Linked DNA regions of Homo sapiens: region 2 is linked to region 1. The links are chromatin contacts, found by Hi-C or POLR2A ChIA-PET in ENCODE. All regions are on one chromosome and are shown on one strand. Each heading gives the region's core, a stretch centred on a gene start or an enhancer-like site at or near the end of the contact. The rest is flanking DNA. Distances are from core to core; before and after follow the strand shown.

What was found. Hi-C counts contacts between places; a loop is a spot of excess contacts on that map. ChIA-PET counts read pairs that join two places held with the same protein, here RNA polymerase II (POLR2A). Pooled maps may share reads with other maps.
Region 2: a loop to region 1 is called in a map of posterior vena cava, with 2.3 times the contacts of the local background. The contact joins two enhancer-like sites. A Hi-C loop is called at or near these places in 5 of 168 maps with a recorded cell type or tissue (CD4-positive, alpha-beta memory T cell, PC-9, esophagus muscularis mucosa and 2 more), 1 of 37 single-sample maps with no recorded cell type and 2 of 50 pooled maps. POLR2A ChIA-PET finds 5 or more read pairs at or near these places in 1 of 52 experiments (activated CD4-positive, alpha-beta T cell).

What each region holds. Positions count from the first base shown.
Region 1 is chr6:18,453,631-18,460,778 of GRCh38, reverse strand. It overlaps RNF144B (ring finger protein 144B), which reads right to left. Exons shown (of 8, transcript NM_182757.4): 5 at 3,420-3,624; 6 at 1,028-1,172. Among named protein-coding and RNA genes, the nearest start is that of MIR548A1HG, 66 kb to the left of the region's middle. Within about 2 kb of position 3,363, at least 4 of the 41 ENCODE cell types and tissues checked have a DNase peak (open chromatin) inside an H3K27ac peak, as active enhancers do.
Region 2 is chr6:18,501,069-18,508,216 of GRCh38, reverse strand. All of the region lies in intron 2 of LOC105374955 (a long non-coding RNA gene), which reads right to left. Among named protein-coding and RNA genes, the nearest start is that of MIR548A1HG, 18 kb to the left of the region's middle. Within about 2 kb of position 4,061, at least 17 of the 41 ENCODE cell types and tissues checked have a DNase peak (open chromatin) inside an H3K27ac peak, as active enhancers do.

The sequences.
Region 1 (7,148 bases), core at 2,114-4,613:
TTGGCACAGGGCTGAATAAAACTGCACCTCAATTTGAGACTTGATTCATGAATGGTGAGAAAAAATTAAGCCAAGCCCCTTGATCTGGGAAGGGAACACTGTCAAAACAGTAGCGATACTGCTGCATGCTCATGAACAAGAGAGAGAGAGAGCGAGTGAGAGCATGCAAGAGAGCATGAGGGAGAGAAGAGAGTTAGGAGACACCATTGATTTGAACCATTTTTCTTTAAATTCAAAACGAAGAAAAAATCTAATAGTGGTAGGCAGAATAACTACCTCCCAAAGATATCATGGCCTAATTCCCAGAATCTGTGAATGTGTTACCCTATATGACAAGAGGGATTCTGCAAGTGTGATTAAATTAAGAACCTTGAGATAAAGGAGATTATCCTACATTATCCTGATGGGCCCAATCTCATCACATTGGTCCTTCAGGCAGAGAACCTTTCCCAGCTGTGGTCAGAGGGAGCAACGACTAAGAAAGAAGGGAGTGAGAGATCTGATGTTGCTGGCTTTGAAGATGGAGGAAGAGGCCACAAGCCAAGGAAAGCGGACAGCCTCCAAGGCAAGAAAACAGATTCTCCCCTAAAGCCTCCAGAAAGAAATGCAGCCCGGCTGACACCTTGATTTTAATCCAGCAAGACCTATGTCAGACTTCCAAAGTGAAGAACTGTGGGATAATAAGTTTGTGGTATTTTAAGCCACTAAGTATGTGCTAATTCGTTACAACAGCAATATAAAATGAAGACACTAATAGTCCTTTACATAATAGAGACAATGTGCAAATAGCAAGAAATGCCCTGAAAACAAAAGCTTGCCTTTAACACCAGGGTGGCATATGTAAGGTCATCAAAAAGATGTTTTTAGATATCTAAAGTATCAGGCTTAGTAAGTCTCATTAAGAAAAATAAATTCCTTTTGCAGGACAAAAATTGCCCCAATATTTTAAAGGAAAATCTGTAGGATATCAGCTGTGGTGCAGATACAGTATAGGAAACACCATACAACAAACCTAGGTGGAACTTACATCCAAGTTCTGGAGGCAGTACCAGCAAAATGTATGCTTGCAGTTTTTGCACATCATCTGAGCGCAGCCTTCATTGCGTTCGATATAAACCCGGCAAACTGGGCACTGCTTAATGGGGGCTTCTGCATCTGTCCCAAAGAGGGCTCTAGAAACAAAATGGATGAGAAATGGCATTCAGCTGATGGTCATCAGTTGAATTCCCAGGGCTCCTGATGGTTAGATAATGAACTCACAGTTATCCATGCTTAATTCACTTCCAAAAGAAAGGGTGTGGGCAAAAACATTATTAGATGTACAGATAACTCATACAAGAAGGAATCTTTATTTATTTTGGCTTTCAGTGAATTATATAATTACAGTTTCCACCACTGATTTAACTCACTATTTTGTCAAATTAATATTTCATTCCCTAAGCATGCATTGCCTAAATAAGAATGGCAAGGAGTTGGCTACACAGCAGAGAAACTAGGTCAGGGTCCAAACTGGGCGTATATAATCTATCTAATGGTCTGTTCATTAGACAAATGGAGAAGGGGTTCTCAAATATAAACACTTTAAAATAATGTCAAATACTTTCAAAAGACCTTCTCCAAACAGACGAATAGACCAATACAGGCTCACAGCCCCAAGGGGCACAGAAAATAAGCAACAGGAATTGGAGTGAGCGATAGCACCATGTAACACTTTAGCTACTGCCCATCAAAACCACCACCCAGCACACAGAGATATCCAACTCACAGAGTGTTGTCAAATCTATTATCAGACTTCGTATGAACAATAACCTCATATTGTCATAAGACAGTTATTACAGGTTGAGCATCCCTAGTCCACAATTTGAAATCCAAAATGCTCCAAAATCTGAAACTTTTTGAGTGCCAACATGACAAAGGAAATGCTCATTGAAGCCTTTCTGACTCCTGGTATTCAGAGTAAGGATGCTTAACCAATAAACATATCATGAAAATATTTCAAAATCTGAAAACACTGAGATCTGAAACACTTCTTATCCCAAGTATTTTGGATAAGGGATGCTCAACTTGTATCTTAATTCCCTTATTTTCAGATAGGGAAACAGACTCACAGAGGCTGAGTGGCTTCTATGAGACACACAGATACCGAGTGACAATGTCAGAATGCAAATCCTCCTATCCTCTGAGTTCTTTACGTTGCCCTGTGATACCCACGGAGCTTCCTGCTATGGCCACGAAAATGTAGGCAACAGTGGTTTGAATCCGGCTAAGAGGGCACATGCCTGCCATGTGTATTAGCTTCTCTATTCCTCTCCATTTGTTTGTTCTGAGATTCAAGCACAGCATCGTAGCCAAGTAGCATTACTATTCATGAAGCCTGGTTCTACACATTCTGGGTGCACTGTGTGATTAAGCCAATGGGATTACAACACTCGTATTTTGTTCTTGCTGATGCAGAACAACGATAGCCTCAAGCAAAGCAGGAATGAAACACAGAGGTCTCTCACTCTGGGCACTGCTGTTGCCATAAAAACCCTCTGTATCGCCCAAGTGTGGTGGCTTATGTCTGTAATCCTAGCACTTTGGGAGGCCTAGGCGGGTGGATCACTTGAGGTCAGGATTTCAAGACCAGCCTGGCCAATATGGTGAAACCCCATCTCTACTAAAAATAGAAAAATTAGCCAGGCGTGGTGGCAAGTGCCTGCAATCCCAGCTAATCGGGAGGCTGAGGCAGGAGAATCGCTTGAACCCAGGAGGCAGTGGTTGCAGTGAGCCGAGATCGTGCCACTGAACTCCAGTCTAGGCAACAGAGCAAGACTCTGTCTCAAAAACAAAACAAAACAAAAAAAAACCCGCTGTACTAAAAAGGTACAGATTTAATTGCTTCCTATCACGATAAAATCTCAACCTTTACAGAGCATAAAATATCATGAGAGAACCCTCCTTTCTACGTGCTGAAAGAATTTAGGACCGTTGTTTCTATTGTTGTGTTCTTTCTAATATGACTGTCACACATCATGAGCTGGCAATTTAGTCAGGTAAGAAAATTTCTTTTCTCATTTTGCAAGCAACAAGAATGATATATACCAATACAGGCAGATACTGTATCTGAGCAAAGAGCGGGAACAAGTCATGATTTCCTACTGAGAACCAGTAGACCACGGTGCCTCACTACCTAAAGAGAAAGCAAAACTCATACAAACTTTAATTCCAGCAATATCTGGAAGATTCCTCTGGGGCAAACAACTAGAAATGCTTTTTTGTTGGCAACTTACCAATTCTGAGACACTTCTCAGGGAAGTTCTGCAGGAAAATAACCAATCTCTAAACGCCATCACAACGTAACTCCTTCTACACGTAAGGTATGTTGAATTTCTAAGAAAACTAGTGAATAATCCCAAAGACAAAGTTTCCTTTCTTACCGGTGCTCTGTTGGCAGGACAATAGGCTGACTGTCTCTACAGGAGACCTCTGCATGCCAAGCATCCTTGCAACACGAGCAGAATTTCAGGTGGCAAGAAGGGCATTCCACCAGCACAGGCTGTCCTGGGTCACTCGAGGCAACAGGGCACACTGTCTGACAGTCTGCAACAGGACACCATGTTCGGTAGGGGTCCAGATGAACTTCTAAAGTGTAAAGAAAGAAAATGTGATGGTCTGCCCGATTCATGTTTGAGTCTTTCTCACCTTCATTTGCCCTCTTATTTATTTAATTTATTTGGAACCAGAGTCTCACTCTGTCGCCCAGGCTGGAGTACAGTGGCATGATTTCAGCTCACTGCAACCTCCCCTCCTGGGTTCAACCGATTCTTCTGCCTCAGCCTCCCGAGTAGCTGGGACTACAGGTGCGCACCATCACGCCTGGCTCATTTTTGTATTTTTAGTAGAGACAGGTTTCACCTTGTTGGCCAGGCTGATCTCGAATTCCTGACCCCAGGTGATCTGCCTACCTTGGCCTCCCAAAGTGCTGGGATTTTACAGGCATGAGCCACCACACCTGCCCCATTTACCCTCTTTTTTAAACTGACATTTATGGAAGTATAATACAACAAGGGTGAGGATTTCTACTATTAGTCTTCATAATGGATCCAAACCTATCATTTACAAGGTCGCTAAGCCCTGCCACATTTCTCAAAGTAGGTACTAACAGAATAGCTTACCATTGCCTTTATGAACAGATAAAAAGTGTTCTCTGTAAACAAAATTCACAAGACTTTTAGAATATTTCCCACCTTTGAGCACGTAAAATAGGCAAAAATCTCAAATCCCTTCTACAATTATTTGGGCACTATCTTGGAAGAGAATTGGACATAAAAAGCAAATTTTTAATAAGATATTTTTCCAAAAAGACTTTGTCCTTTCAGGCACTGAGAAACAGATAGTGAGGTTTCTTCCACATTCCCAGGAAATTAAAGAACAAGGAAGAAAATAATCAAATAGTTTAGGGATTAAACAGTATCTGGTGTGGCTTAGCCAAGAAGTTGGATTACCTGTCAGTTTGGATATTCTGCTCCCTACCAATGTGCAACTTAGGGACAATGTGTGAAAGACCCACATGTGGGCCGGGCACTGTGGCTCACGCCTGTAATCCCAGCACTTTGGGAGGCTGAGGTAGGCGGATCACAAGGTTAGGAGATCAAGACCATCCTGGCTAACAGGGTGAAACACCATCTCTACTAAAAATACAAAAAATTAGCCGGGCATGGTGGCGGGTGCCTGTAGTCCCAGCTACTTGGCAGGCTGAGGCAGGAGAATGGCGTGAACCCGGGAGGCAGAGGTTGCAGTGAGCTGAGATCGCACCACTGCACTCCAGCCTGGGCAACAGAGCAAGACTCCGTCTCAAAAAAAACAAAACAAAAAAAACAAAAACAAAAAACAAACAAAAAAAACCCCCACATGTTCTAGAAACAAAAGGCAGAGAGACTTTCACAGACCATTATAATAGCTAGTCATAACACATTGGCTAGTTCCATATGACATACAGGAAAGAAGATAGAGTTGGAGAACTGACAGCCATCTATTTAAGTGTTTGCAAATCTTGCTTGGTATCTCTTTTTTATTCAGTAGCAGACCCCATGTTCTTTCCATATACTATGACCTTTAAGGGAACATACCATGTAAAAAATGATGTTATTTGAGGGGTAGAGTACCCCTTTTTTCTCTGAACTCAGGTATTTTGCAAAATTTGAATTGACAACATTCTAGTTTTAAACGTCCTAGGGCTCATGATTCCTAGAAATGTACACACAGGAGGCAAACAAATCCAAAGGATGGTGCAAAAAGAAAATAAAGGTATTAAGTAGGAATTTAGTTTTTACAGTTAATAATTTTACACATTCAATATCAAGGAGAAAGTCTGAAATGTTCCAATAAAATACTGTCTCCACTAATGTCTCGCCTAGAAATGAAATAATTGGATCTATCTTGTTATAAGTTTTCATTCAAAAATTGCATCCTTAAATATATGGTCTTATCTAGGAATTCTGGAGGGTGGGGGTCAAAGAACAGTGAACCCTTCACACAAATGCAATCACAAGGAGGAAATTCTATAATTCACAGATGCTCAGACCCCAACAGAGATGGACCCTCCAAGATCACTAAAACCTTAAGAAGTCAAGGAAACAGTGGCACACATAGGATCCAAGGCCTTGGTCTTTTATTTCTACACCATTTAATATTTTCTTCCAATCTATTACAACCGCTTCACAAATACTAAGCCCAAAGAAATGAAGGTTAGTATGTAACTTAGAGTGAAAGACTCCCATATCAAATATCTACTTCGCTTCCCTTCTAAATCAGAGATCTTTTAAAAGTTTGATGAAAAAGAAGGAAAAATAAGGGAAAAGGAAACTTAAAACACATATTACTGTTAAAATTTATAGCATCCCTAGTGATCACCTTAAAAAGATACAAGGATGCAATTTGTTCTCATAGCTCTAATCAATTAAAACTACTTGGTAGAAGTTCCGACTTGTTTCTACCAGCTTATTATTTCAGGTATCTGGGGTGACAAAAGGGAAGCACAGACAAATAAATAAAGGAGAAATTATAGGTTTTGATGAATTACTATAAAGAAAGGACCTTAGTAAGCAGTGCAGCTATGGCGCAGTGCAGCTATGGCACAGTCCGTTGAAAGCAAGGAAAGAGTTTGAGCCAGAGAAAACACTGAACTTCCGTATTTTTCACTATTATGACAGCACATAAAGGTCCATGCAAAGGAGTGTAGAAAAAGAAAAAGGAGGAAAACTTTACAGCTTTCTACACATTTCCTTCATTAGAAGTCCTTATTCCTTAGGAATGGCTTACAGAGCTTAACTAAGAGCATTAGTGGAGTAACTAAGAGACAGATTTTGACTCTATCCAAAAAGGAAATTGACTACTCTAGCCAACTCTGTAGAGCGTCTATTCAACATCTCTCCCAACCCCCTTGAACCTTCCTTATGAAGACCTATCACTATAAAATCTGAATATTCTAGAGATATTCTTTCCCACAATTCCATGAAACTAAGTCTTGGACATGTGACATGATTCTAGCCAATGAGAGGCAAAGGCAGGTCCACTAAGGGGCTTCTGGGACTGGATCTCCACCTTGATACATAGGAAAGAAAGGCCTTTCTGTTTTTCTGCCTTTGAACCCAACTGTGTGAGGTTATGATGCTTGGATCATCAAAACAATCTTGCAGCTATGAGGGAAAGCTAAATGATTCAGAGATGCTATTAGGTTGGTAAAAAATAATTTGTGTTTTCATTAAAAACATGGCAAAAACAGCAATTTTACCAACCTAATAAATTAACCAAAACCCATGACAGCCTACCTCTGGACTTGTGAGTGAGGTACTGAAATGCCCTTGCTGTTAAAGTCACTTTTAGGCAGGCATTCTGTTCCTTGCAGCTGAAAGCATCTTAGCTGATGTGGCTATTTCTGGTAATAGCAAGCAAGTACCCAGTTCAAACAAGGACTGTTCCTCCTGTGTGGTAGATATTTTATCAACGAGATTAAAGCATCATGTCCAAGATGACTTTTAAAGTCTTTTCCAAACCAATGATTTTATCATTCTAAATGTGAGGCACATGGAAATGTGTATGTAAGTAGAAATTTAAAAATGCATCCACATACAGTATCCTGTAGAAAACATTGTGTACAATAAAAA
Region 2 (7,148 bases), core at 2,812-5,311, 47 kb before region 1:
GCCTCCCCAGCAGAGCTATCCTACAACTAAGTTGATAATTAAAGCAAAATATGAATATTCACTCGAAGTGGGATAAATATGATGAATGTAAAGCCTCACATGAACTCTGGTTAGATTTTGCCACCAATGAGTTTTGGTACCAAACTTACAGTAAAATTCTCAGTTGCCAGAGCTTTGGTGACGTTGAAATTTTAGATAAGGTATGGTAGACCTGATTAACACTTCCAGCTTCAACCCCAAGAGAAAATTGGTGGTAGTATCCACCATCCTTTCCCACTGTTCCTCAGGCTGTGTTTAGTTTATTTCCTAACCCTGAGGAAGATCATTCTTAAGATTCCTTTCAATTTTCTTTCAGATATATAATAACGTTGGTGTTTTGGAGTGAATTAGCCTGAATTGACTTCTCCCCTTAGCCTACTTCTTTAGCTCTCCTGACCTCATTCACACATTACTCGGTGGTTCTCAATACTGAGCTTGCATCACAATCCCCAGGAGGATGTATTAAAACACAGATTACTGAACCCTCCTTCCCAAGTTTCTGATTCAAGAGGTCTGGAATGGGGCCCAAGAACTGCTTTTTTTTTTTTAATTTTTTAATTTAATTTTAAGTTCCAGGATACATGTGCAGGATGTGCAGGTTTGTTACATAGGTAAACGTGTGCCATGGTGGTTTGCTGCACCTGTCAGCCCATTGATATAGGAGTTAAGAAGAAATCACTTAGGCAGATAGTAAGGGTTATGGGAGTCCACGGTAAGACCTTTTTTTTTTTTTTAATGAAAAGCAGCCCAAAATCATGTTCTAACAGAGTAGCCTGTAAAGTCAAGCTGCAGACATAAATAAGCAAGCTGGGAGCTTGCATGGGTGAATCCTGGCAGGAACTAGGGACTAGACATGTTCAGATGGCAGCTCCATCTTCCCTTCTCTTTGTCAGCCATGTGTACAGTGAGGAGCAGACAGGATGTCCCCAATGAACTGGAAAGCCCATTTGCATAATAAGATTAGGGCGGGGAACCAGCCTTCCCCATGCACTATGTAAACATCGTACCTAATCGAGCCAATCTGTGAGTCCTATGTAAATCAGACACCACGTCCTCAAATCTGACTGTAAAACCTGGCACATTTACCGCTGGCTGGGTCCTTTCCGCTCGGAGACCCCTCTCCCTATAGAGAGAGCTGTTTATCTTCCTTTTCTCTTCTGCCTATTAAACCTCTGCTCCTAAACTCCTCATGTGTGTCTGTGTCCTAAATTTTCCTGGCGCACCACAACGAACCCCAGGATATATACCCCAGGTAACGTAGCCGCTTCACCATTGCCTAAGGTATTAAGCCCAGCATGCATTAGCTATTTATCTTGAGCTCTCCCTTTCCCTCCGCAACCCGCCTCCCTGACAGGCTCCAGTGCGTGAGTTCCCCTCCCTGTGTCCATGTGTGCTCATTGGAGAACTGCTTTTTTAACAAGTTTTCTAGTGATGCTGACATGGCTGGTCCCAGGACCACACTTTGAGGGCCCACTGCGTTACTTGACGGAGCTTCTTTATCTTGCACTGAAGTGAAGACAACAATAAACATTCAGATGCAGTTTTCATCTTTATAAAGATTAGCTCCCAAATGACCCCAGTGTGTATTTGATGACTCACGGCTGTCTGCCTGTTCGACACACACAGAGATAGAAAGGCGGCTGAGTACTTGTCGCGAAGAGCTTGGTTGCCACGGGATTTTATTGGGATGTCATCCTGAGAAGCCTGAGTTAGGCCCTTCACTGGTGGTATCAGAATAAAAAATAGCAACTTTAAAGGAGTTTAGGGAAGGCAATTGAATTTTGATTTTAAATAAAATTCCTGAATTGAAATTCCTTTCCCAAACCACTGTATAATGTTGCTGTGTGAAGAAAAAAAAAAACTTTGCAAATGACTTTCCAAAAGTCATTAAACATGTAAAATGTTGTTCTCCTTTTAACATATATGACTGTCAGTCAACATGGAAACTCCAGCAGATAAAGATTCTCTTCTTTCAGGAATCAGGGAAGTATGCAAACTCTCATGAGCTGATTTTCTTAATTTTTCCACTTACAGGCCAGTCATCACTCACAGACCAAGATCACACCCATACATATTTTTGTCCAACTCTATTCCTCCATCTTTGTCTTCTAGATCTTACCTAGTAAGTCCAGGGAAATCTCTCCTTACTTCCTCTGTTTCAATTCTGAGAGAGAAATTGCCTAATTCATAAGTAAAAGCTAATATATATATCTACCCAGACAGGAAAGCTACACGGTTTTAGATTGAATTAGCCACAAGAATCAAGGCACCAACATCTCAAATTCTTGGAGTTCTTCAAGCTTTACAAAAATCTCTTCTTGTGTTTTTAATACTCAAACATTTACTCAAACATCTTAACGAGAACTAAACACATATTTCTACTCAATATTTTTATCTCCTTTATAATTTTGAACATTCTATCAGCATTCTTCTTACTTGTTTTAGTTACAAATGTTATGATTTCATCTGTATCATAGATTTAATTGATTTTGGAGAGTTGATCTGGAAACCAATTTATAATGTATATTTATAATGTTAATATTATATAATTTTGTATAGATAATCTTATAATTTTATAAATAAGAACATGTATTTTTGCCTCAATACTTACCAGCTAATCCATTTATTGGTCTAAGACTAAATGTCCTTCTATATTCCCTTAAACATATAAAATGTGGGTAACAACAAAGACCTTTTAATGAATACATCCTAGCTAACTCATAGATTATCAATTGAATTGTGTCATGATTATTTACTTTGCAAAAAGATTCTTTGCTTTTCAAAAGAATTAAGTTTCCTTTAAATAGTCACATGTAAAGGCATATTTTAACTCACACACCTGTTCATGCACATAGCTGTTTGCTGAATTAAGTGTAAAAATAAAATGAAGGGGAAATATCTTCACTCTCATTTTAGGCTTGTAGACTCTGCCTCCTCGGAGATACTCCCACTTCCTAACAGAAAGGCCTCAAGCCATTCTACGTGAATGTTAGATTCCACATTAGCAGATGCTGCTCCATACCCTCCCCACAGCCCACAAGAAGTAGCTGGGTGAAATCTAGGGCTAGGGACGCCTGGCGATGCCTTACACAGGTGGTTAGCAGGAGCAAGATGTCCAAAGAACAAACTGTTTCCAAGTCTCCCTTCTGTATCTTCTCATTAGAGGCAAGAGATATATCTTGGGAATCTCTGCCCCATTGGAAACTTTCCTAAACTTAGGACCTATTCCTGCCCCATCCCTCGGCTAGAGTCCCTGTCTCTAATACTAATTGTGGATATTAAGAATGGGGCCTACAAATGGATTATGTCACATTCTCTTCATTTTATGGATTAAATGCTGTCATCTTTTCACATTCCTTAACTGGCCTCTAAAAACAAAATCCAGCCCTGTCCTTTGTAAAGAACTGGATTGGTATTTGTCTCTTAAAGGTGTATATCCCCCATGCTCAGGCTACCTGCCTCTGTGGAAATAAGAGAAGAATTCCCTAACTCACTCATGTTCTGAGAAGACTGCTGGCCAGGGCGGATGTACGTAGTCTCATGCATATGCCACTGTACCCAAAATTGTACCATCAGTGACAGAATGAGCATATATTTCACTGGTGCCCACAACTGGTGGCAGGCACTTGGTAGGTTAGTGGTACGAAGATAACTAAGTTGGTTCTTACCCTCAAATAGCTCAGAGTCTACTGGAGGGCTCCCTCCTTTGGAATGAATTATTGTTCTTTCTCTCTATCTCTCTTAACATGCAACTATTCATTGATATAATTAATAGCATAGCATACCATAAGTTGCACATCAGATCTTTCCTTGCAATCCTAGTGTTTTGGGAAAAGACAACTTTTAAAAAGTCCTCATAAACCACTGAAATGAGTACAATGACCTACACACACCCCAGTTTGATAAAAACTCAATTCTGTTACCCTAAAGACGCACTTCACTACAACCATTGCCTTCCTTCAACCAAGAGCCATTCGTCTGCCATTACTTGAACAGAGCAGCAGATGGCACCAGAAAACTGCAGCATGAGAGGAACTGCACAAGCATTCTCGGCTTCCAACGTTCCCTTCCTTCTCAGGGAGTCAGCATTTCACATAACAGTGCCTCAAATTTGTCCTCAGGGGTATTATTTTCCTCAGAGAAGAGCTGGAGAAATAAACTGATATTCTAGTAAGAGAAGCACCCACCATCGTCATTGTCAACAGTGAGATTTGGTGCAAGGGCGAGCCATATTGCTTCCGGGTAACTCCATGACTTTCCAAGTGAGTAATCTTAAGAAACTCCGTGTTCTCATTTCCTCATCTACTAGAGGAATTAGAGTCAGAATTTCATCTAGCACCCTGAGAGGAACACATGAGAACCAAATGCCGTGCTGGATTTGAAAGGTTTTTGTAAACTGTGATAGGTTATTTATTAATTACCAGTAGCACACATTTCCCTCTGAGATCAGAGTGCATCTGGCGTGACACAAGCTGAGGCGGAAAAGCATTTTCTCTGCAGAAGCATGAGGTGCTCAGCCTGGGAATGCGGTGTTTCCACCATGCTGGGCCAACACACTCAATAGCATACAGTGAGGGAACAGAAGTGCTATTCAGCTTCTGGATACCAGGGATTTGCCCTCCCAGCTCTCTGGTTAACATTTCACCCCTTCCTCAATTCCAGTCTCAGGCAGACACCCTGGGACACTCATTCCCTGTCCTCTCAGCAAATCCCAGTGAAACTAAAACCTAAGCAAAGTGATGAAGAAGAGTCTCTAAAGTCCTCTGTTCCACATCCTGATTTCAATTTTCCCTTTCCAGATAATTCTGTGTCATCACTTTTACCCAGGCTGCCCCTGTCAGTAGGAAAATGAACAGGAAAAGGAACAGATAGCTTAACATGTTACCCCTTCAAGAAATATCTATATTTTAAATGAGAATTGTGGTGAAAGAACCATGTTTCATCCAAAGGAAAAAGTCTCTAACAGTCAAATGGGAGCCCCTGTAGGCAGAGAGAGTTTTTAAGTCACCAGCTCCTCCCACTAAAAAAGTCATCTCTCATAGATTTTAACTTAAGGCCCAGATAGCTTTTCCCCCTTTCTGTCCCCCAATTTCTTCCCTCTGGTCTATATAACTGATCACACTCTGTGAAAAGTATCCACTCTGCTCTTTTTTCCCTCTATGCCTGTCAGCAGCCGCATCTTTGTTTTTTCAGACAGAGTCTTACTCTGTCGCCCAGGCTGGAGTGCAGTGGCACAATCTCAGCTCATTGCAACCTCTGCCTCCTGGGTTCAAGTGATTCTCCTGCCTCAGCTTCCCAAGTAGGTGGGATTACAGGCGCCCGCCACCATGCCCAGCTAATTTTTGTATTTTTAGTAGAGACGGGGTTTCACCATGTTGACCAGGCTGGTTTCAAACTCCTGACCTCATGTGATCCACCCGCCTCAGCCTCCCAAAGTGCTAGGATTACAGGCGTGAGTCACCGCGCCTGGCCAGCAGCCGCCTTTTTAAATTTTCTGAACTTGTGCTCGCTTCCACAGCACATATACTACATTTTCTGACCTTTAACTCCCTGTTGAAGTTCTTCTCCCACCACATATACATGTGCTCAATAGAAATCAAGCTAACCTCCATGTAATCACCAAATCTTAACAATAATATTTTAACTCTGTGTAATACTTTATAATTGACAGAGTGTTTCCATTCAACAGGTAAACAGGGGAATGGGAGGGGATGACATGTCGGAAATGGCCTGAGGTCCCAGGGCTAACCAGAAGCAGGATTCAGACTTCAATGCAGACCTCTGTCTCTCAGTGGTCCAAAGACCATTCCCTTCTAACACTAAGAGCTTTCCAGAAGCTGTGGAAAAGGAGCCCTGAAGAACAAAATGGTAGTGCCAGGGGGGTGCCCTGATGTCCCACACCTGCACCTCCAGGCCTGCAGACCTTCCATGGGGACCAAAGGTAACCATATCTACAGCCAGCATTGGTCATCTCGCTGCTGGCAACAGGGGAATGAGGATGAAGGTAGATGTTCTCTCAGCCCATTGCCACTGCCCTCTCTTGAACTCCCTTGAATACCTAAGACAAGGTGTACCTTGAGCTGAACAAAACCCAGAGTGACCTTCCTAAATCCCAGCTTCAACCTTGGACTTTGAATACCTTGAAAAACCCCAAGATAAGGGAGGAAAGAAGAGCTCTAAGAAGCAAAGAAATGAGGGCCTAAAACCATGTCCTTAATTCCTTATTTCTTAATCCTTCCTGAGGATGCACTGTATGGAAAGTGCATTCTAGGCTGTTGTGCAAGAAGGGGAACCACCACATTCTTTTCCTGTGTTTACTGGAATCCCCTAATGTGACTTAGCAGCACGTCCACCAACCCCTGTTCCTCCCCTTAGACTGTTCTTACAGAGCTTCCTCTTGGGCCCACAACAGAGCTGCTGTGCTCCTGCCGGGCGGGCCGTCTTCTGACACACACACAAAAGCCTTGTTAGAGCTCCTTCCTTACTAGGGACAGCCCAAGGCCAAAAGAGAGATTCCCTGCCCCAAAACAGGGATGAAGAGCCCAGAACTTCTCTGTCACTGAGAATTTCAATGCCGTAGAGGTAACCTGGGATGGAGAGGAATTGAAAAGAGCTACTGAGAAGGGCCATTCCTCATGGGGCACCAGGGGGGCTTCGCGGGGGCGCAGGGAGGGCCGTTCCTGCCAGTGGCCCTTCTAAGAAACTCTATAACATCCATGTGAATGCTTTTGTCTGAGAGCTGGGAAAGTGGCCGTGGTTCTCCAGGGCATCCCATTCCCCATGCTAACCTCCAGGTTATATCCCTGAAGTGAATTCTTATTCTATGTTGCCTCAACATGCATTTTGAATATAAATTTAACTTTCTCATACCAGAAGCAGGGCTTAGGTACTCTTGGTGCAGTTTCTAGTTCTATACTCCCAAACCCAGTCCCCCAGTGTGGTCCATCTAGATATCTGCCTTATACAACTTCCTCCTGGTGACCCCCTGCCCAGTGACAGCTAGATATAGCCTGCTGGGCAGGCCCTGCTGACTCCCACAGCCCACATAGACTGTGCAGATGTGTCACAGCGACCACCGCTCATCGCAGCATGACCTCCTGAACTCATGC